3 separate regions of the Mus musculus genome follow, and regions 2 and 3 are each linked to region 1. A link is a loop called in an ENCODE intact Hi-C map of the cell type or tissue named here. Cell type or tissue: gastrocnemius. All regions are shown on one strand.

Region 1 (8,000 bases):
GCCAGGGTATCTAAATGTCTTGTTTTGGTTCCTTCAGACTTTTTTTCCATCTCAGTGAACTGTCACACATTCACCCAGGCAGCTTGGGATAGGTGCCTGCTTCCAACGTGGTTGGGGAAGTTGGGGTGGATTCTGAAGTCCACATGTAAGTGCTGGTAGAGGCAATCCCCCAGCTTCTACAGCTACGATGACTCTCAACCGGAACTAGTCCGGAAGCAGTCTTGTGTTCTAGAGAGGTTGTTCTTTTTGATTTGTTTTGTTTTGTTGTTGTTTGTTTATTTTCACGTATTCAACTCAAAATGTATAGCGTTTTATTTCTGCGGTAACTACGGTTTACATTTACAGTCTCCCACCCAACGTTAACAGAAATAGGAACCCTTGTCACTGCAGTATGGTTAATGAAGACACGGTACATAGAATGTCAACTCTGCTGATTCTGGTTGGTATCAAAGCCTGCACACCCACAAAGTGGGCTTTATAACACAGTGTAAACACCAGGAACTGTCAAATGAAATCTTATGTGACACAAGCTTTAGGGTTTCCCTTAACAGATTGTTTTGTTGATACCATTAACAGTTTCCTGCAGTCTTCCTGGTCTAGAACTGTAGGACTCAATATGGCAGTGGCTTAAACTGCAGGCTGTTGTGACATGAGAAGGCACTGGATTTTGGAAACCTAGTGTTCAAAAGAGTATAGTGGTGCACACTTATAACCTCAGCAGTCATCATGAGTGCATGAGTTCGAGGCCAGCCAGCGCTACATAACAATACCCTGTTTTTTTTTTTTCTTTTTGAAAGATGGTTAAAATGTTTTGTATGTATTGAATCAATTGTAGAATACAGTGATACAATTCAAGCTAACGGCATTTCTTTGTGCCTATGAGATGTGGCTACTGAAAATTTTAAATCACACCTGAAATCCCTTTTGTGATTCATGCCATGTTCTTTGGAGTGTGGCAAAATGACTAGTGGTTCCATTTGCGCGTGATCGGTTACACATGTACACATAGCACACGTGTGTTCAAGTCTCTATGGTGTGCATTTCTGTTTTCTCATAACTTTCTACTGGGAAAACTATCACTACTCCATTTCTTTCCAGAGAATCCTTTTTTCCATTCTGCTGACTTAGCAGATTCTCACCTTTCATCAGCCAGCCGAAGCACCATTTTCCTGATAAAATGTTTTCTGACCCCCTTGGCCTAATATCCATACCTCAGATAAAAATAACCACTCCGTTCTCAAGGGCATGACAGTCACTTGGCCAACGCCTACAGAATGCCTTCTTTTTGCTCATCACCAGGCTACGTGTTGGAGGTAGCTCCATTCGAGTAGGGGCAGGGCTTAGATTTTATTCTAGAAGAGAATGTTGACAAGCTGAGCATTACAACAACTGGCGTGAAGGATGCTGAACATGAGTCGTGTAAAAAGCACATGAAAATCTCTCAATCTCAGACTACTGGTAGATATGCGCAGGAGAATAAACTAAAATATTGAATTCCAGTGGCCTGAGAAACATTAAGAAAGTTTGTTTGTTTGTTTGTTTGTTTGTTTATTTATATTTTATTTGCCTTGGTGTTTTGCCTGCATGTATGTCTGTGTAAGGGTGTCAGATCCAGGAGTTACAGACAGATAGATGTGAACTGCCATGTGGGTGCTGGGAATTGATCCCGAGTCCTCTGACAGAGTAGACGGTGTTCTTAAGCACTGAGCCATGTCTCTAGAGCCAAGTGATAGACTTTGTATAACACATAGGTTTAGGTCTATAAACCGAATGACATCTTTTCCATTACACACGCTTCTTATGAGAACTGGCCTCCAAATAACAAATCACTGCAGAGACATTTGTACATTCCCTATACTCCAATATCCACATAATGATTCCCCTTAGCCTGGACACTTGTATTTTTATAAATATAAAATTATTAAATACACAGTAGGAGCTGGGAGAGACCAGTCAGCATGTATGCGACTCCATTCCTGGGAACAGAGAAAAGTTGTGTGTATTTGTGTGGCTGTATGTGCTGTGCACACGTGCAGAGTTCAGAGGATAACTTTATGGAGCGTGTTTCCAAGGATCAGATTCAGGTAGCCAGGCTTATGCGCTAAGTGCTTTTACCTTTGAGCCATCTTACTGTCTCAGTACTGATTTTCTTTCTAACAGAAAGAATAAACTCAAAATGATCTTCTCACAATTAGCAATTCTACATAAGCTATGCAGTTCATTCAACACACGTGTGTTATCAAGAAGAGTCCAGGATTTTACTTATTACATTGGGTGGGGGTGGTCTGCTTTGGTATATCGTCTAATATATAGCTGTTGGAGTTTTAGCACTGATACTGGGCAAGCAGAACAAACGAGATTTAGCTTGCTGGGGCAATCTCGGAGATCTAAAACCTCCTTAAAAAGTGAGAATGTTTTTCAGAGTGACACTTGAGTGGGCTCAAATATCTGTCTCCACGTCTGTCACTGCAGCCCTCCATGGGAGCTTCACTCTCCTACAGGCCATTTATTACTTAGCTTACCTTTATATTAATTGTGACAAGCTATCTGGACTCTCAATGTGTTCCAGAGAAGAAACTGCCAATCAAAAGAGAAGGAAATGTTTGCCTACTGGTAAGAGAAGCTTGAAATACGGTGTGTGTGTGTGTGTGTGTGTGTGTGTGTGTGTGTGTGTGTGTGTTGCAGGGGCTTGAACCCATTGCCTTACACTCATTAGTATCTCTTTGCTTCATCCTTATCTCAGTTTTACAAAACTGGGTCTCCTTTTGGAACTTCATCCTTGCACTTGCTAAAACGTTCTAGAAGACCTCCACCTTCCCACTTCCTGTCTCAGCCTCCCAGTAGTTGGGATTACAGGCCAGTACCACCTTGGCTAAATGAAAGCATTTGTTGAATCTGCTATAGTCTACCACAACGATGCCTTTTAATAAAACTGACATTGAATTTAAAAAAATGGCACATTAAATTGGGATACATTTAGAATGTCTTTGTATAATATTTACAAAAAAAAAAAAAACTAAAGAGCTAATAAGTTACAATTATGCTGGTCATTTAATTTGCAATTATTTGCTTTTTGTCAATCCCGGATAAATGATGCCGGACAGGTAATGATGCCTGGGATTAATGCTGCCTTTACTAATTTGCTTTAAGCAGATTTTGAACTGCGGCATATGCGAGTGCTATGCTGTTACATGAGATTGACACTACCTTAGATGACAACAGATTGCATAGGTGAGTCACTAGGAGGACAGATAATAAGTATTTTAAAATGCACCATCATCGCCATTAAGGAAAATATTTCCTGCATGTGCTCAGGACTGTGCTAGAATATAGCTTTATTAAGAATTGATTTGAAAAATTGCCTTTACTTTAAAGATTGGGAAGATACCCCAGACGTTTTTCATTTGAAAAATCCGAAAAATAGCTATAGAGCTATTATATAACAGTAAAGAATACGGTTGGGTCACTTGGATAATTTTTGGTTTTGGTGTGCATCAATAACTGCTTCCAAATGCTACCGAAATTCTTAAGGATATGAAAACATATGAGAGTAGAAAGCTTCATCCACAAAATTGTCTTAGTAAGTATTTTAAGGCAGGGATAGCACTTCAGAGTTTAGGGTGAATCGAAGATGTACTTTAGCCTTTTTTTTTTTTTTTTAATGTCAAACAAAAACAACTTCTGCAACCACAAGTCTTCCCGCAGGTAATTCTTTTCATGACTAGAGTCAAAAACAAACGAGACAGAGACATCTGGGGTAGGGGGAGCGTTAAAAGGAGGCTTCACAAGTAAGATATGAAGGGAGTAGAGAGAATAGGTTTTAAAAGCAGAAAACACAAGGCGAGGAAGAGATCATGGTTTCTTATTTTTCTCTCCTCCCTCCACTTTCTCGCCTCACCAATCTGTTAGCCCACCTCAAATTTAGAGGCGGGTTCAGCGAGACCAGGCTGCAGGAAACCCAAGTTTCCCTGCATTGCCACCCTGGCTATATGATGTAATTGTTATTTATTGAGACTCTGAACCCAGCAAGAGCTGCTTTAAAGAAGTGACAGCCCATCTCCTAGTCCTGTTGGGTCAGATCCTTCCTGGGGGTGGTGCAGTTTGGCGGGCAGACCCTGCTGGAGACTTCGCAGTGACAAAGCAGCAGAAGAGAAACCAGGTTCCTGGGTCCTGCGTCCGTCTAGGGAGCTAGCTGTGCACTCCTCAGGTCTCCTTTCCAGTTTTCCGCTTGGAATCATGCCATATTTATCACTGGGTCCTACTAGGTGCTGAGCATGGGGTCAAAATGACCTAGAGTTATACAGCGCCGCAGCTTCCGGGATTTGAGCGGGACACAGATTTTAAGGAGGTGGAAATTGAGGGTGGGTAAAGGGCGCCAAAAGAACGCGTGTTTGTGGGGTGAAACGGGAGAAAGGGAGACACTTAAGGTGCCAGCACGTAGGCTGGGGAACCTGGGGTAGGATTAAGGTGCCCCGACGCCCCTGTGGTGCCCCCAGCGTTTGCCCCGGCACGGGTGACATGGGCGATCGCCTGGCCCCTAGCGGGGAATCTGTCCAGGCGGCTGGCTGGACGGGGCTGGGAAGCCAGGGCGCCGGCTCGGGAAGCACAGCACCCCCTCCTTCTCCGGGTCCAACCGCGTCCTCTCTCTGCCTTCAAGGCCGATCAGTCCCGGACCCCCACCCGGAGCACCGGCGAGGAGGCCTGCAGACGCCCGGTGGGCTCCCCGGCTCCGCCGAGCCTCCGGGTGCGCGCTCGGCCCGGGTGACAATGGGAGGGAGGGGCAGAAAAGGGTTAAGAAACTTGGCTGAAGAGCTGAATGGCGTGGAGCAGCGAGGGGAGGGACCCGGCCGCCGCGAAGTCGGCGGCGGAGGGAGGAGCGCGGCTGCGGCGGGCGGGCGGCGAGCGAGGCGCTCAAAGTCAGCCTCGCAGACATTGCAGCAGAGCCCCGAACTCGGGAGGCGACGGCGACCGCGGCGCAGGCGGAGGACGAGCCGGCCCCAGCCCGCCCGAGCGCAGCGCCCGTGGCCTCGCGCGGCCGCAGGGCACGGCTAACCTGGGAAGGAGGGAGCGACGCGGATCGGCGGCCCGGAGCCGCGGCGGCCTCGGTGAGTGGCAATCGCGGCCCGGGCTCCGTGCGGAGCTCGCGGGAGCGGACGCCGCGCCGCCCGGGCACGGCCTGGGTGCGCGGCCCGTGGAGGCGGCGGAGGCCGGGGGAGGCCCGCGGGGAGCTCCGGGAACACGGATCCCGGGGACAGCCCTCCGCCGCGCCCCGCTCCGGCTCTCCCCTGGAACTCGCGGGCCCGGCCGGCGCAGCCGCCAAGTTGTGGAGTTCCCAGCCGCGGGCTCGTCCGTGCCAGCCTTGGCGCGAGGGGCGCAGCCGCCCTGGGTGTTCTGCGCCGGGACCCACGCGGGTGGCCGGGTCGCGGGGCCCCGGTCGAGCTCGCCCGCCCAGCTGCCCCCGTTGGCCCCGAGCCCCGGGCGCTGGCTGCCGCGCCGCTCGGTCCTGCCGCCCAGCGGTGCTCTCGGTGGCGCCCGCGCTGCTCCCCGCCTATCGCTGCCGTCTCCCTTGCGCGGTGCTCGCCGATCCCCGGCCGGGAAAAGTGACTCGGAGAAGGGGCAGCACTGAGCCCCAGGCCCGGCCTGCTGGGCACGAGCTCCCCGCTTGCCGAGGGAGGGCGAGGCTCCTTGCACCCGAGGCCTCAGCCCAGTTCCCCCAGCATCCGAGAGGGGGTTCACTCGCATGAGCCTGGTAAAGTCCGGGGAGACCGCTCTCCTCTCTGGTGCCACTGTCCTCCTTTAATACTATTGTTGTTAGAAGAAACCCTCTAGCGTGCAAACATTCCCCAGACCCTCCTATCCCTTTCCAAAGTACTTTCCAAATTTTAATCAGGAGTTGATATTCAGACTGAAGGAACAAAGGAATCCACTGTGTTTAAAAGGCGGACAGGCAGAGAGTCTGACACATGTTGATCTCTAAGGCATTCCAGGAGTTTCTACCTTCCATCATGTCAGTAATTTAACTGGATTCTGGAGGTCGTAAACGAAAAACGGAACGTTAGGTAATTTCACGTTAAAATACTTTGTCGTCGTCGTTGTTGTTTTAATTAATGGGTCATTTTAGTTGGGGGAAAGTCCGGACATGATTAGGTGCAAGAACTTTTAACTCATTTTTTTGTGGCACCAGGCTGGAGTTTGTCTGCTCATGTAAGCTGATTGTGACACTGAAGGAAAACCGTGTTTTTAGAGAAAGAGAGACAGACTAAAAGTAAACCAAGATTGGCATGTCTGTCTGTCTGTCTGTGTCTGTGTATACGAATACATGCTTAAATGATGTGTGGTCTGTGTTTCTTGGGTTTTGTAAAGCAGGGGCTTTAGTAATTCTTTAAAGTTATGAATTACATTGAACCCGCTTATTAGTGAATCACAGGTTTAGCAAGTGGGCGGCATCTTCCAGATGCAATTATCCAGTGTTTAATCATCAGGTTGCCACCTTTGTCTAAGAGTGAAATAAGTCGACTTTTTAAACAAACGGTGCTTCCTATGCACGGCCCCTAAGAGTGGCTGCTGTCTGGAGTATGTTGAAATCTTCCACTTCCAAGTGAGTTGCCCTGGTTTTGCCCAGCAGTTTGGTAATATCCAACAGGGTTTAATTGATTCAGGGACTTCAAAACCAACAGGAAATTTCTGTACAGGACTTAGTTACTGTAGACAAAGAAGGAGAGTCAGAATTGTAGCAGGCAGTACCTGCAAACCAGATACTTACTCCAGCCTGTTTTATAATAACTCTACTGGGGACACTTCTCTCCACACTTAGCCTTTCAGGGACTGGAGCATGAAGAAAATATACTTAAAAAGTAGACATACAAACTCTAAGGAGGGAAGTTCGGTTGCTGCTTGTTTGTATACAGATGAGTCCTGTGAAGTGCCTTCAAGATACTTGGAAACCAGGCTTCAGTGGCTACGAGAAGACTTAGAGCCACCTATCTGTGTTTCCAAACTTTGCCGAACTTGAATTTTTATAATCGAGAGATCTGAAAATATTGTGCGTTAGCAATGGCAAAATGTTTGTGGATAAGGCCAAGGCTTTGACTCCTACAGCTTTAAGAGCAAAACATTGTGATTAAAAAATAACCTATACCACCACCTAGAGTCTGTTTGTTAGTCTATTGCTCTTGGAGTCTGCTTACGTTGACACATCCCTTATGGTTCCTGTATAGTCAAAACATGATTAGAAGTTTAGGCTTTCCAAAGGCCATCCCGGAGAACAATTATTTCAGTAATGCATAGCAAGTGCCAATTTAAATTACCCATGCCGCTTTCGGAATCAAAAATTATGACATATCAACTCAAGTGGGCTAGTCTCCAGAAGATATTAACTCAAAAGAAAAAAAAAATTTTTTAAAGATAGCTTCTTTTAGCTTGTGCTCCAAGGTGGCTCTGACTGTGCAAAGATTTTCCTGTGTTATTAGAGATTCAAGAAATATTACAAAATAAGTGTTCTCAGTGCCTTGAGAGGTTCTGGGGTGGGGAGGTGGGGGACAGAAGCTATGATTAAAAAAATATAGAGAGGGAGGAGTGGTGCCACTTACCAACAGTTTGGATGTGGAGAAGGTTAGGGAGTAGAGAGTCGATGCCTGTGAGATCATGTGTTTGAGCATACAGTCAGTGTGAAGGGAAGTGCTATACAACCTGTCCTGCTGGAGGACTGTTTGCAGGGAAGCAGTCTGTTAAACAGGAGGCCTGAAGGAGGCACCCTCTGCCATGTGGCTTATCACATTGTCCAAGGAGGGAGTAAGGCTCCTCCTTCCACGGTGTCGCCTGAAAGATGGCCTCCCAGATCTTTAATTAAATATCAGCCGAACAGAGAGAACTAGAGCACTGCATTAATTCTGCCAGACATCACTATTTTAGAACATTGAGGACAACCAAAAAAAATGAATTAACTCCTATCTGAAAGCAGAGTTTTGAGGAAGGTGACAGATGAGGCAAAATATGTCAAT
Region 2 (8,000 bases), 490 kb before region 1:
TAATTACTTTGTGGTCCTTTAAAAACTCAGACCAAGTTACAGATTATACTACTCTGTGATGGAAACAGCAAAAAGTCTCTCTGTCTCTGTGTCTCTGTCTCTCTGCGTCTGTCACTCTCTGTCTCTCTCTGTATGTCTCTGTCTCTCTCTGTCTGTCTCTGTCTCTCTGTCTCTTTCTGTCTCTGTCTCTCTCTGTGTGTCTGTCTCTGTCTCTGTCTCTGTCTGTCTCTCTCTGTCTCTCTCTGTCTCTCTGTCTGTCTCTCTATCTCCGTCTCTGTCTCTCTGTCTGTCTGTCTGTCTCTCTCTCTCTCCCTCTCTGTGTCTGCAGGCATACACGTGTCATGGCAAGCATGAGGAGGTCAGAGGATAACCAGCGGGAGTGGGCATTTTCTCCGAAAGCAGGATCCTGAGCTCTGGCTCAGCACATTAGGATTGTGTGAGAAATGGTTCTGTCTGTTGAGCCTTCTTGCCAGACCCTAGGAAGGAATTTTTTATTGGCTTACATCTGCTATCAAAACCGAGGTCCAACAGTTTTAGGAACGATATTATCTCTGATTCCTGCTTAACCTTCCTCCTTGCTTGTCCCAAGCCTTAGACACATTTGCCATTCTTCCAAATGCTGCTGTTTCTCCAGCATAGTGTTTTGGTTCATTATGTCCTGTTCGATAACCTGACCCTTATCTCTCCTCACCTCTTTGTGCCTTTTGAGATCTCCAGTCATATTGCGAATTATGCTATTTTATGATGAAAACTTTTAAATAACATCTTGAACCTTAATACAGTGTTTCCTTTTTCTGTATTCTTCAGGTCTCAGTTCAGGTGATATTGCTTCTGTGGACTCTTCCTTACATGGCACTGTGCTCAGGAGCCTCCTGAGACTTTTCTACATTGTATCTGACCCAGATCAGTCAGTATTTGTTCATTATTTTCAGTGTGCTTTTTCACTTGTATATATTTCTTAGTTTGGATGACACATTATATAATCACTCCTTTAAATTCACATCCCAGATCTGTGTGCTATGCAGACCTTATGGCTTTCCTAGGCTTTATTCTCTTAGTTGTACATCTTGTGCTTCATATGCAATTATAGGTCCTTGTTTGATGGCTGCTCTTTGTTTGCCTGGTGTTCAGGAATCCCTGGGCTTGATCCCAAGAACTACATGAACTGTATGTATTGGCGTCTACCTGCAATCCCAGCACCCAATGGCGTGGGAACAACAGAAGTATCACAAGTTCAAGATCATCTTTGGCCACAGAGCAAGCAAGAACCGGGGTGGCATACGTGCGTTCCTATCTGAAAACAGAAACAAGACACAAACCAATGCCAGATTCATAAGAAAAAATTATTTATTTTAAACATTTACTTATTTATGTAATGTGAATGACTGTATGTGTACCACATGTGTGTAAGAGCTTGTGGATGTGTGTCACATCCGCTGGAGCTAGAGCTATAGATGTATGTGAGCTTCAAGGAACTGTCACCAGGGTCCTCTCGAAGGACAGAAAAACATTGCGAACCACTGAGCCCTCACCCTAGCAGTAGAAGTCTCTTATGGCATCAGCTCATGTATTACATTTGCATACAGAGTGATCATAGATACAAAACTCCAAAGGATGGGTAGAATTTAGACTTCTAGAGTGGGAGAAAAAATATGGAAAAATGGCCAGGCAAAGTATGAAAAACAAAGAACATAGGTTTTTGTTTTGTGGGGTTTTTGTTTGTTTGTTTGTTTACCTTATTATGCAGATCTAAGTCAGTGCAATCTCCATTGCTCAGAGTTGTTGAAAGACTTTCTCTTCTTCTCTTCCTGAGATGGGAGAGAGAGAAAGAGAGAGAGAGAGAGAGAGAGAGAGAGAGAGAGAGAGAGAGAGAGAGATCTGTAGCCCAAACAGACCTTAAACTGGGGGGTCATCATGTCTCAGCATTCAAATTACAGGCCTGTGCCACTAGGGAAGGAGACATCTCTAGAATGGTGGCGTCCTCAGTAAAAAACAACAAACACACAACAGTCATTCCTATGTTTCAGGAGGAGAAAACTTGTGCTTGGATGTAGACTGTTCCTGCTTCTATTGTTTTCAGCGATTTTTGTTTTTTATTTGTTTGTTCCCTTAAAATAATCCTTATGCCAAAGTGACAATTTCTGGGTAGAATGCTTATGAATTGGAGATGTGGGACAGTTCCAGAAGGATGTACTACATGGTGGCAGGGGAACATTTCGTTCTGTAAACTGCGCAGGGTGTGAAGTGGAACATGGCCTACCATTGTGTGGTCTACTTGTATTGAAAGGCAGTACATGGTGCAACACTTTGATTCCCAAAATGATTCATCACCATAGCATCGGAACAATACTTTATAAGCAGTGGCTGTGGTCCTTAGATAAGTGATTATTTTCATTCATTACATTTTGTTCCTATTTTCTAGGGCACTTGGAATGGCTGTGTTGCCTCCTGAAGGCCATGAGAATATAGGCAAATTTTTTTTCTACTTTGGATTCTCACTTTGGGCAATAGCCATAGAATTCAGGCCTTTCACACATCCTTAAAGCCTTCCACCTGGCCATTGTGTTGGAAGCGTGTGCTTAGGTTTAACTGAGCAAGACTCCAAAAAAGAGACACAGTGGTTTCTTTGCGGAAATGTCTACAGTAGAGTTACAAGTCAAATTGTTACTGGAATACAGGCAGACTTTTATTTATCCAATTAAATCTCTGGCATCATTTTTTAAAATATGGATAATTGCAGGTTGCTACTATTCTCCCTTTAATTGGTTTTGACTATGCGCAATGATTTTCTGATCTCTCCAGCTGCTTCATTAGAATTAAAGAGAGAAAATGACCTCATGATCCCCCTCTCTCCATCTAATGAGGAAAAAAAAAAGCAGGAAACCAGAAATGCAAATGTATTTTCTTGACTCTTTTTTTCTTCTAATACAAACATAATGATAACTGGCTCTCTCTGCCTTAGCTACTTCCAGTTAGGATTATGCAATAGAAGGCTCCATGTGGATCTGACAGTTGTAGGCGAGGCACCGGTGTGGTCCAAAAGCAGTGTGGATAAGTGAGAAATGATCTGAGAGAACAAGGAGGAGGGAACGGTAATAAATCATTAATGATAATCAGGAAGATCTTGATAAGTCAGTGGTTCTCGTCTACAAGTCTCTAAGGCTTCATCAAATCCCCTGACTGCCACCAGCATCGGAATGAGAAGTCTTGGCTACGTGCCATCCTGTCATCCTTCCCTGTGTCTTTTACTGCTTCACATCATACCTTGCTCCTCCCAGATCATCAACTCTCATAGCTCTTAGGAATTAAAAGGCTCCCTCTACAGACTCTTCTCTTTTGAGGACTTCAAGACAGAACTTGCTGCGGCCACTAGAGGACTCTCTCTTCTTTGGAAAAGACGAGAGAGAGAGAGAGAGAGAGAGAGAGAGAGAGAGAGAGAGAGAGAGAGAGAGAGAGAGAGAGAGAGCGAGAGAGAGAGAGAGAGAGCGAGAGCGAGAGCGAGAGAGAGAGAGAGAGAGAGAGAGAGAGAGAGAGAGAGAGAGAGAGAGAGAAGTCATAATGAAGTACAAGCTTGGAATGACAAAGGTTACAGTCAAGCAGGATATAAAACTAACTAGTGCGATTTTCAAAGGCGTGCCTGTGTCTGCAGAGAGGACTTCCCTCCTGTGGTGACTGAGATTCCTAAGGTCAGGACACAGGCTGATACAAATGGCCACTACCACACAAAAAGCACTTTGAACTCCCTATTCTACTGGTCTTCAATGGCAGTTCAAAGGGAGAAGGCTACAAGCTGAAGGGGAGACAGTGCAGGTCGAGAAGGCTGGTGGCCACAAGCGTCTAGTGAGCTGACCCATTACTCTTTCTGAAGAACTTAATACCTAGCCATTTTATTCCCTTAGCATATTGAAATAGATGGAATGATGCAATTATGTGTATTAGATAATTAATATTAGTTAAATAATGGCATATATACATATATATATATATATACATATATATACATTCAGATTTATGGTATTAAGAAAATGAAGACACCATACCCCTAAAATGGACACCCCTAAAATGTATATACCTGTGTTCTTCTCTTTTGTTTGTTTGTTTGTTTGTTTTGACAAAGGTTCTCACTATTTATCACTGGCTAACCTGTTATATAGACTAGGCTGGCCTTGAACTTACAGAGATCTCCCTGTTTCTTTCCAAGTGCTGGGATTAAAGGCGTGTTTCACCATGCATAACCTGTGTACTTCTTAGTAGGGGAATTGATGAAAAAGTAGATATGGGAGAGGGGCATGCTAGGAAGAAGAGCATGTGTTTACAGACTATGGACTGGGGAGTCTTACCCATCCTCTTTGATCATCCCCTTTTCTGGGTCCTGGCATTTTCAAACATAAGCATCATGTTTCATGGCAGCTATAGGAAGTGTGCCTAGCACAGAAGTGTCCAACTTCCTGCCTTGGGGCAACGTCAGAAGTTCTTTTCCAAGTTTTATGTCCTACCTCAGGGGGAAAAGGCAGGCAAAGGCCCTGAGTGGGTCCTTGTGGCTTCTAATGTTTTCTCAAATATTTTAAGGATAATGTGCACTCTATCTGGAGCAAAACTATCTACCTCATAAATAGTGAAAATTAAAGGCATATACATTAAGGTTCATTGCCTGAACTCAGGCAATGGCATATGCATATACAAACATATATGCAGGTAATATGCTTATATGCATATGATATGTATGTGTATGTGTGTGGGATGTGTAAATACATGCACAATCATTCATCAAATGTGGTCGACATTTTAAAATCTTTTTATTCATTTTTTGTCAATTTCCCATCATGCACACCAATTCCACCCACCTCCCCATCCCTCTTTCTGCCTTTGTAATCCCTCAAACAAAACAAACAAAACCAACCAAACAAAAATGAACAAGGAAACAAGACCTGCAAAATTATCTGACCGTGAAGCTGCTGTGTGTCATGGTTTGTCACAGAGTATACCCTTTGGTCCAGACAGCTGTAGTTGTAAATGTTCATTGCAATGAGTCATTTGTCTGGTTCTAGGACTTTGGCTTCTGCTACACTATCAATACTGGATCCTCACTGGGACTCCTCTCTGATACCCTGTTGTGGCCCTGTGTCACAGAGTTCCTGCAGCTTAAGAGCTGCGGGATCTGCCCCTTTACTTGCTCCAGGAGTTCATAGATGGGGTAGATGTTGGGGTGGGCCAACTTATAACCCTGGATCTGGGCTTGCGTAGTAGTTGAGTTGGTCACCACCAGTGCCAGCTCTCTTACTTTGCCCAGGTGAGGGTCTCCTGCCTGTAACAGCTGGTAAGGGGCAGACTAACCATCCCATTCTTACGTCTTTGGGGCCAGCTCTCCCACACTCATGCCACCAGAGTCATCTCTCCAGCACTGACCCTGCTAGTTCTAAGTACTGCAACCATCAAGGAGCAGGGTTAGCTCTCTTGACTCTCCAGCTCTAGCCCTCAGGATCAGCTCGCCCCCACCCTCTCCACCAAGGCCAATTCTGCTGTGCTGCCCAGGTAAGGTAAGTTGCCCACTCTCCCACTCTCATGGCCTCGGGGCCAGCTCTCCCATGCTGCCCGCTCAAGCGGTAAGGTCAGCTCTCATACCCATGGCACTGCATAGCCATCAAGGGGTGATATTTTTCTTCTCAATGTGTACATGTAGAGTCATATTTGGAGAAGTGAAGTCATAGAAACTTTTGAAAATCAGACTCAGGAAATTTCTTGTAACCATTTTATAAAGACTTGAAAGGCAATGTCACTGGAAAAGCTGTTAGAAGAATCAAAAGTGAAAGTTTGGCAGAATGATAAAAATTAGCTTTGGCAAATGTCCTGGGCTATGGATTTAGAGCTAAAGAGGTAGTGGGAAAATCCTTTCAAGACAGAATGCACCATAAGAAACACTCAGTAACAAGAAACAGACATTATTGTGATCATGCTGGAAACAATAAGTAAAAGTTAATACTTGGTAATAGAGTTGGAAAAGTGAAAGTGGCTGACATGGTGTTAGCATCTGAGGAGATGTGTGATGCCAGCTCAGAGATGCTGAAGCATGCTTTTCAGTGGGAATGTCACAAGGTTAGACAGACAGAGGAAGAAGAGAAGGAAACAAACTTATTAAATGTCTACAATCTAGAAAATATACAAAGAGTTTGAACATCTACAAGTTTACCTGAAAATAAGAAAATGCTAGTCTTTTTTAACCTGTATCTGAGTTCTCATCTAATCTAATTAGGAAAGCATTCAATGTCATTGTTAGAACTTGTTCCATCCATCTATCCCTCCATTCACTCATCCCCCACCCACCCACTCATCCATTTATCCATCCATCCATCCATCCATCCATCCATCCATCCATCCATCCATCCAATTATCTAGATAAAACTTAATACACTTTATTTAAGAAGGACAGGCAAAACCCTTAGTCCTCCGTTTGTGAGGACCATTATTTTTGTTGTTGTTGTTCTTTTTGTTGGTGGATGGCTCTGCTTAGGTTCCTCTCATACACTTACATGTTGCCCTCTGAAGAAATCAGTAGCTATTCTTGGGATAATTATATTTTTTGGAGCTCTTTTGGAGCTCTGATTCATCCCCCCCTCCCCATAAGATATCCCACTACCTTCTAAGTTCTGCTTTCGGTTATATTATAGGCCCCAACTCTCCTTTAGATAAGCGCAGTATTGGTTCACCAAACAGTCTAGTGTTATATGGAATAGAGAAATTAAGAATCAGAAGAAATTTAATTTAATTGGCTAATCAAATAATTAATCAAAATTACAAAATTAATATTTATACCTACAGATCATACTATAGTGTATGTATATGTGATGCATCTTCTATTCATTAGTACATTTAATAGGTTAAATGTGATATGTATTTAGAATATAAATATTAATTTTTTAAATTCTTAAATATTTAACATTTATTTGTTAACCTCTGAAGATCATCTATAGTCTATTCTTATAGTTTGGCATAGATTTTAATATTTAATATCTATTCTATATTTTTCTAGCTTTAGTATGTACTATTCCTTTCTGAGGAATATCTTGATGGGAATGGTACCCACAAAATTTGGGACTTGAGATATTTGAAATTGAAATTGCTACTAGTTACCACCTTCTTCAATTCCCCAAACCCAGTCAAGGGGACTTCTACACTTACCTGCACTGTTAGTCATTTACTTTCCAAAGGGGCATGTAGCTCTTACTCATCGTGTGCACGTCTCCCTGCCTCTGCTCTGTGTCTAGCCATAGAGATGCAGCATCCTGTGGACAAGGTCCACTGCTAGCAGAGGTAGCTTATAGATATGTTGCAGGTTTACCAATCACTGTCCTGGGGGTCTTTGAGGATGACCATCTGCTGCTGATTTCCTTCCCCTTAGAGTCCCAGACAGTTCTCCCATTTGAGAAGTCTTGTACAATGGCCATCTCAAAGGATATAAAGAGTCCCTGTTCCTTCCTATTTGTTACTGCATTCATTCAGCTTGCATCAGGTTTCCATAGCCTTAGACTCCAAAGTTTGCAGCATGTTTTACTCTCAAACGCCAGGAGACACTAACATTTAAACTTTCTACTATGGAAAGTTAACAAGTAACTGTTAACAAAGATATGCTTTAAATAGACTCCATGAACCTTATATCCTTCCACAGCATACTCTCCAAATAATTCCTAAGTGGCTAGACATGGTCAATGTGTAGAAAGACCAAAGGCACCTTAAGCTAGTTATTCCCAAATGCCCTGATGGGGATTCTGTCTCTCTATATTCTTGCTAACAGTGGAGCCTATGTTCTGTAGTCCCTGAATTAAGGTGTCCTGTCCACCTTTTTGTTTCTGCTAATTTCCTTTGTGTTGTGTTCTTATTTTGATTTTTTTTAAAAAAATCTGTCTCAGATTCATCATTTTATATCTTTTGCCTATTTTCTACAGGGTTGTTAATCTACTTTTATTTTTTCAGAAGGATATGCACATCATAATGTGGGATAACTT
Region 3 (8,000 bases), 170 kb after region 1:
TTTCTCTTCTTTTCTCTTCCTTTCACTTCTCTTCTCTTCTCTTCTCTTCTCTTCTCTTCTCTTCTCTTCTCTTCTCTTCTCTTCTCTTCTCTTCTCTTCTCTTCTCTTCTCTTCTCTTCTCTCCTCTCCTCTCCTCTCCTCTCCTCTCCTCTCCTCTCCTCTCCTCTCCTCTCCTCTCCTCTCCTCTCCTCTCCTCTCCTCTCTTTTTCTTTCCTTTCCTCTCCCTTTCTCTTCCTTTCTTTTCCATTCTTTTCTGGCAAAAAATTTTAAATTTCACCTTTCTTTATAGCTGAATAAAACTCTACTGTTCACATGTACCCCATTCTAATTACTCATTTGTCCATTGATGGCATATGGATTGATTCTGTTTTCTAGTTATTGTGACTAGAAAAACAATGAACACATCCATGGAAGCATTGCTGTAGCAGGAGATGCAGTCCTCTGAGTATATATGAGAGTGGCATGGTACTTCTGTTTTCAGTTGTACATGAAATCTCCATATTTGTTTCCAGAATGACTTCCCCGACCAACTGTTTGTAAGGATGGCTTACCCTCCTATGGACAGAATATAAGTTTCTCTATATTTATTGTAATTTGCTACTTTAATGATAGCCATTATAACTAAGTAGGAAGAGAGATCAAAGTAGTTTTTAGCTTACATTTATCTGGTGGTTAAAAATGGCCAATACTTTAAAAAACTATTCCTAGACATTTGAGGTTCTTTTGAGAGCTTTCTGATTCTATGGCCTGCTTTTCAGCTTAGTTGTTCATGGTTTTAATGCTTAACTTTTTTTCCTTTAGTTGGCTGTATTTCAGACACTAATTCTCTGAATTAATATTTAGACACATGTACAGTTGGCAAAGTCTTCTCTGGAGGCTGCCTCTTCACTCACTGATTGTCACTTTCCTTTGTTATATAGAATGGTCATAGTTTCATGAGGTCTCCCCTCCATCAGTTGTTGGCTTTATTTACTGTACAACTAGAGTCCTGCCCAGGAAGTCCTTACTGAGTCTGTATGTCAAAGTATAATTCCTATGATTTCCTCTGGCAGTTTCAGAATTTCAGATCTTACACTGAGGTATTTAATCCATTTTATGTGTGTTTTGTGCAGAATAAGAGATAAAAATTTGATTTCATACTTCTGTACGTAATATTCAGTTTTCCAAGCACTGTTTGTTGAAGATGCTGCCTTTTCTCTATGCATGTTTTTTGGCATCTTCACCAACGTTTGGGTGGTTGTAGTTGTGTAGACTTCTATCTGTATCCAGTGGTCCATTTATCTGTATGTTTCTCCATGTGCCAGCACCATGCTGATTTTGATATTGAGGCTCTGAGGTACAACCTGAAGTCAGGTATGGTGACTTCTCTAGCAGTTTACTTCTTGTTTAGGTTTGGGTTGATGACCCAGGATTGTTTATGCTTCCACATACATAATATTGCTTTTCCACATTTTTTTGAGGAATGATGGTGGGATTTTGATTGGAATAGCATGGGACCTATAGATTGCTTTTAGTATGAAAGTCAGTTTCACAATATTTCTTCTTCCAACCCAAGAACACAGGAGGTCTTTCCATCTTCCAATGTCTATATCTCTGTCTGTCTGTCTGTCTTCCTTCCCTCCCTTCCCTCCCTCCCTCCCTCCCTCCCTCCCTCCCTTCCTCCCTCCCTCTCTTTCTTTCTTCCTCCCTCCCTTCCTTTCTTCCTCCCTCCCTCCCTCCCTCCCTCCCTCTCTCTTTCTTTGTTTCCTTCTTTCTGTCTCTCTCTCCCTTCCTTCCTTCCTTCCTTCCTTCCTTCCTTCCTTCCTTCCTTCCTTCCTTCCTTCCTTCCTTCTTTCCTTCCTTCCTCCCCCGTCCCCCTCCTCCTCCTCCCCTCCTCCCCCTCCTCCTCCTGCTTTTCCTCCTCTTCTTCTTTGTCTTGGTTTTTCAAGATAGGGTTTCTCAGTTAGTCCTGACTTTTCCTGGAATTCTCTCTATAGACCAAGCTGGCCTCATATTCAGAGATTTGCGTTCCTCTACCAAGTGCTGAGATTAAAGGTGTGTGACACCACAGCTTGACTCCAATGTCTTCTCTAATTCTTCAGTATCTTAAGGTTTTCATCGTAGGAATCTTTTGTCTCATTGAATAGCTTTATTCCAACATATTTTATTTTTCAATGCTAAATATTACTTTTTTTACTGGAGTAGGATTTAAATACATGAAATAATTTTGAGAGGTATCACATGTATATAGCGTCCTATACTAAGGCATTACATACATCTATTCATTTAGAACTTCAATTCCATTCTTTCAAAAAAAAATCCCCACCGTGTTCTAATTTTATATGGGTATTGTTTCTTAAACTTATTTTTGGTTCCATAAATGTTCAATGTTTCTATTATACATTACAGGTAGAATATTTTACTTTCAGCCAAAATGAAATGGATCCCATACTGGGGCTTACTGAGAAGCAACTGTGGCTTGTAGAAACCATCAGATATGTCACCACTCATGAAGAATAGAGGAAGAGGAAGGGAAAAGCATGGTGACTGCCTCAGCATTTTTAAGATCTCTTGTTCATCTTTATGTCAAGGGTCCACACGCATATATGTCTTTCTTCAAAAAATACTGGAAAACTAGAGGACATGGGAAGACTTACTGTAGAACTATTTTTGCTTTACTTTTGGGGAAATAAATGGAAGGATGTATATTAACTCAGAGTGGATATGCCCTTTGTGTATGATTGAGCTTGCTCTGCTATATAGTCATATAGTTCATTGGTTGATGTAGGCAAACTATGGTTATGAACTTGACAAGCCCTAACATATACATGGTCATAGAGTGTGAGGTTTTTTCGGTGTCTCAAGGAACCTCAGCATATTAGGAACTGGGAAGAATCTTGTTGAGACTGTAGTATGGTTGTTTGAAAAAAATACAGTGCAGGGCTTAGTGGTCTTAAGGTATGCAGTAGACTTCCATGGTGAACTACTCTAAGCCAGGCTTCTGAAAACTATAGTGCTCTATTGTCTCGAGGTTCTTTGGAGTTGTTGGAAGCTACAGGCCACCTCTACAATCTGTAGGGTAACTCTTTGTTGCCTTTCCTGATTCTCTTATGGTTCTCCAGAAATTTTTGGTTGCCTTGGTTTGGGAGTGCACAACAATCTGTCTGTACTGTCACATTGTGTCTCTAACATCAGAGACACATTTATGGATAAGAGTACCAGAAATATTGGCGGAAGGGTCAGCCTACTCTAGTATGACCTCATCCTATTACAAATTACATCTGCAATGACTCTACTTCCAAGTAAGGTCATATTTCTGGGGCCCCAGGAGTTGGATTTTAATGCAAATTTTTAAGGAAAGTAGCAATATCATTCAAAAATATTAAATATGTGATGTCCAAGCACTCACTGTGTTTTACATTGAAGAAATGATTAGTGGCTTTGGAGAGCACTGAGATCAAACTCAAAGCAAAGTTCACAGCAGTGGCTTAGTGAGTGTCAAGTGGATAAGGGTCCCTGTGAACAAGAGAAGTGCATAATCCGAAGTCAACAGAACGCTGAGGATTTGAGAGTCTTTGAGAATCCTAGCTGCTCATCAGTGTACAGTGAAGGAGTCTTAAGGCAGCAAGTACATTTTCTTAGTGAAGTAATATAGAATGAAATGCTCTAGTTCACTAAAGTTTATATTTATATGGTTACTAACATAATCATGTGTTTGGTTATGTGCTTCCTGTCAACACAAACTCTTAGACTATTACAGTCAGTTCAAAAACACTTATACTGACGTAAGCTTATTGGGTTATATGAGAGTACATGTATACTCACATGTTTTTCCATACTTTATAGTATTCCCCAAGAGTCAAAACATTGCTCAGTTATAAAACGTAGCCAATTTGTCATAACACAGTGGTCTAGAAAGAGAAGGGCATTCACAGTTTATAATCTGAAAAGACTGCTTTTCCCTCAGAGTCTAGAGAAATCACTGGTTCATTTTTCTATGAGGAAGTCAAAGTTTGTTCAACATTTGGAGTTTCTGACTCTCTGTTTCTCATGCACAGGACCCTGGGTTCAGTTCCCAGAACTAAAGAAACAAAATTGAATCCCCTTTGTTCAAACTTGGCAAGACAAAGTAATTAGCAGTGCTTCCAGGTTGTTTTGTTTCCTAGTGTATCGTATATTTAAATATACTTTATGTGTTGTGGATGTTTTTCAGTGAAAATGGAATGTTTTTATAGGCAATTAGTATTTTCAATTAACTAATTGATATTAAAACTGTGTATAGAAGGTTGTTTGCTTCAGGATAGTATTGGGTTTCAATAATAACTTTTGATTCAGGAAAATTCTATACAAATGTGTTCCTATTTCCTTTTCCTAATCTCTCTTGAGAAAGCAAACACGAGTGAATATGTACTTAGCATTTGTTGGTGGGACGGAAGGACTGCTTGGCTCAACTTTGAACCTGGAGCATTTTTCTTTCTAAATCAATGAGTCTTTCCTGCTGAAAGCTCTACTGGTAGAGAGAGAAGCATTAGAGCCCAGAAGCAGGGGAAACCATCCTTGACAGGTTCAATGTTGCCCCCCTCAGGAGTGTCTATGCAATGGAACGTTGCGATCACCGCCCAAGGGTTTGAAGTGCTGAGGTGCAGTCAAACCTTTGAACTTAGGTTGAAAGAGCAAGTGAACATAAACAACACAGAAATCACTCTTCTCCATCTGAACTGGAGGCCGAAGAAAATGCTCTCTATTTGTGTGTGCAGAGCCAGCCTTGCCCTGAGGGGAAAGATGATTCTTTTGATAGCCTGGGAAGTAGCATTTTCTGTAAGAGAAGTTCTTAGGTTATAGGAACTTTCTGGTGACTCACACTAGCTGGCTTCTTCGGTTGAGCTGGGCAGCCCATAATCTCTTCGGGTTCAGCTTTAGGAAATTGCCCCCTAATGGGCTTTAGGTGACAGGCAGTGTCTGGACGTAGGAAGGGGAATTATTGTAGTTGACCCAGAATGGACATGGGACTTTGGAACCTCCTGGATAACATAGTTGCTTACCTTCTTGTTATCAGCCTGAAAAACTTAATCAAGTGACACACTTTTAGTCCCCTGACTGTCTCATGACCAACGGGAAGATCTTAGGCAAAGCTCAATCCAGGAAGATTGTCATAAAGTTTTCGACTGGACTCTGCCTCAGGAAAAGTTTAGCGTGTCCTGGCTTGCGTTCATAATGCTGACTCTGAGAGCTTAAGGTTTTGCCTTTTTTTTTTTTTTTTTTTGTGCCCTTTGTGGTGTTAGGAAGCAATCACAGGAATGCACACATGGTAGGAGATGTTCCGTCATGCAGGTGTATCCCTAGCCTGAAGGAGTAATGTGTTCTGGAATACAGTAAGTAACGTTCTTAAGCTCACGTACAGAACACCATGTAGCAGATTCATTCCTGTTTTTACAAAGGCTGTGGAATGGAGGAACCATAGACTTGCTAAAGGTTAGTGATGTCAGGAATGAGGAAAGACTTGTTCACGTGGAAGAGAATCTCATCCAAAGCTATGGCAATACTAAAACATTACTGTGGCAGCTCTCTCTTGCACGTCCACGCTTGCCCAAGTTTGCTAGGCAGAAGACCCTGGAGTCCATTTCAGAGGAACGTTTTGTGTTCACAGTGACATGGCTGTCACTCTTACAAAGCATCTGCTTTCTGTGCCATTAATCACACTTCTTTTACAAATATAATTAAATAGAAGTGATGACAAATTGGAGTAATGCTTTTATCTTAATAGTAGGCTTTAAGTATTTGGCTGATGCTATGATGTCTTTGTTAGACACGAGAAAGAGGATTATAATATACAAAGTCATGAAATATTTGTTCTATGCAAAGAAAGGAATCCTCAATCATTTTTATTTACATTCCTGTACAACCTGGGTCAGTCTGCCCCAGGAAATTCTCTTTTCTAGAGAAGTCTGCACACTGACCTCGTAGAGTAAACTTAGAGCATGGAACAAAGTCAGCCAAGGCTTTTGTTTGTTATGCATAATTATTGCCAGTTTCCTAGACTAAGACAGGGAATCATTAGTCTAAATAATTTTGGACAAAACTGATTTATTACTTAATTTAAATTTTTTTCATGTTCTTTAGATAGTAAAAAAAAAAAAAAAACAACAACATTTCTCTTCACTTTAGGATAAAAATAACAAACCAATCCATTAGTTACATAATTTTAGATTCTACTTCACCAGAAACATGTATTTTTTTTTTTAAACAATTGATTTTATTTTATTTTTTTAAAAAGATCAAAGACAGTCAAGTCAGGGACATGTCTTTAGCAGTTTGCATTGGTATAGTCGATTTAATTAAATAAAAGAGAAAGTAGAAGAAATCCCAGTTAGTTATGGAAAGTTAAACTATGTTATAAATATGGCTAAAGTAAGGGAATTTGTATGCCTTATATTTTAAAGGCACTGATAGGGTGGAAATAGGAGTGGCCAGCAGGGGGCTTTTTAGACTTCATCCACCTTCCAGTGTAGGAAACTGAAATGACTTTTTTCCTAAGAAAGGAACTGAGTGGGGAAGCTGAGCCCCTGTGCTTGGACAACAGTCAAGTTCCCTTCTGCTAACTCCTGTCTTCCTTTTCCCTCTCCAATCTTATTTTCCAAGACCTGGTAGGTGTGGCCCACGTGCTGGACTGAGTTATCGCAGGTCTTCAGTCCTCACCTTACACTCCACCTCTGAGAGCTTCCTGGGGAGGAATGGAATGATTGCTCCCTAGTAGAGATAAACTGAAAGGGGGTTCAGAGCAAAACGAAAAGCACATTTTAGTTATACGGGTGATGTGATAGTTCTAGAGAAAATGGCTTCATCTTCCTCGTGGATTTGCAGGGAGCACTCTGGAGCCAGGACTGGAAGGAGTAAAGGAGCGCCGGACAAGGCAGTCTTATACGACATTCTTTTGTTTGTTTTTGTTTTTTGGTTTTGCAAGACAGGGTTTCTCTGTGTAGCCCTGGCTGTCCTGGAACTCACTTTGTAGACCAGGCTGGCCTCGAACTCAGAAATCCGCCTGCCTCTGCCTCCCAAATGCTGGGATTAAAGGTGTGCGCCACCACGCCCAGCCTTATACGACATTCTTATTTACTTATTTTATTCGTTTGTGTTACTCTTATTGCTTTGAGTCAGGGTAGCTCAGGTTTTGCTGTGTAGCCCAGGTTGGCCTTGAATCCATGATCCTCCTATCTCCATCTACTGAATACTAAGATATTAGGCACGAGTGACTATGTCTGCTTTTAATGAGCCATTTTAAAAGAATGTATTTTCTCAGCAATTTGGAAGTATGTGACGGGTGTCCACACTGGTGAAGCCATCTAGAAACAAATTCTCATTGATTCTGCTACACAGCACCAAACTATCTACATTCAAAAAAATTCACTTCCCATTTTTTTTCCTTCTCTATATCTATTTTCTAAACATAGGCACATTTTAAAAGTGAGGCAGAGCTATTCACAGAGAGTAAATAAAAGGTAAAGACATTTTGTGTTAACTGAGCGAAATCCCAAGAGAAGTGAAAGCTGACCTCATCTGATTTTTCAAATAAGAATTAAGTCTTGACAGAGACATCCAGCCATGTTTCTAAAATTAGCTTAGATGTTCCAAGTAATTCAAAAGTCAGGAATTCTCAGTTCAATGTTCAAGGTACAAAATCCTTTTAGAATTTTGTTTTAACTTGAAGAAAATGAAACTTTGATTGTTGAAATAAGGCAGACAGTTGAGAACAGCTGGCCTAGGGGTCACGCTTACCAAACTGTGCCACACGGCACTGGGACAGGGGTTACTAAGACCAGGGAATGAGCCTGTGGCTTCTTCATATGCTGACAGTGGAAGCCCAGATTGGGACGGATGGTACACAGGGCCTTGCTGTAAAGTACAATTCAGAATTCAAGTGATCTGAACTCATGTGCTGGGTTCCACACCCCCAGGGGGATGTTTTAGAAAGTGGGGCCTTTGTTAAGAGATGAGGAAACTAAGAAAGAGCCCGGATCAATGTG

The links. Peaks named below come from ENCODE experiments on the same cell type or tissue, not always from the same donor. Only the 100,000 strongest peaks of a DNase experiment are listed, where the experiment ranks them.
Region 2: it touches region 1 in a loop (3-fold over the local background); 10 of 42 quality-filtered maps call a loop at or near these places.
Region 3: a loop joins it to region 1, with 6 times the contacts of the local background. A loop is called at or near these places in 15 of 42 quality-filtered maps.

What each region holds. Positions count from the first base shown.
Region 1 is chr16:76,369,977-76,377,976 of GRCm38, reverse strand. It overlaps Nrip1 (nuclear receptor interacting protein 1), which reads left to right and starts at 4,928. Exons shown (of 4, transcript NM_173440.3): 1 at 4,928-5,105. In gastrocnemius, CTCF peaks have their summits at 4,530, 5,546, 7,140 and 7,736 (motif pointing right); DNase peaks (open chromatin) are centred at 4,137, 4,787, 5,430 and 7,751; H3K4me3 peaks cover 4,320 bases; H3K27ac peaks cover 4,536 bases.
Region 2 is chr16:76,861,633-76,869,632 of GRCm38, reverse strand. No RefSeq gene overlaps it. Among named protein-coding and RNA genes, the nearest start is that of Gm30790, 87 kb to the right of the region's middle. In gastrocnemius, a CTCF peak has its summit at 3,357 (motif pointing right); DNase peaks (open chromatin) are centred at 3,288 and 3,676; H3K4me3 peaks cover 390 bases; H3K27ac peaks cover 321 bases.
Region 3 is chr16:76,198,944-76,206,943 of GRCm38, reverse strand. The region is part of intron 2 of Gm30507 (a long non-coding RNA gene); the gene reads left to right. Among named protein-coding and RNA genes, the nearest start is that of Gm30507, 47 kb to the left of the region's middle. In gastrocnemius, CTCF peaks have their summits at 4,551 and 6,434 (motif pointing right); DNase peaks (open chromatin) are centred at 4,567 and 6,471.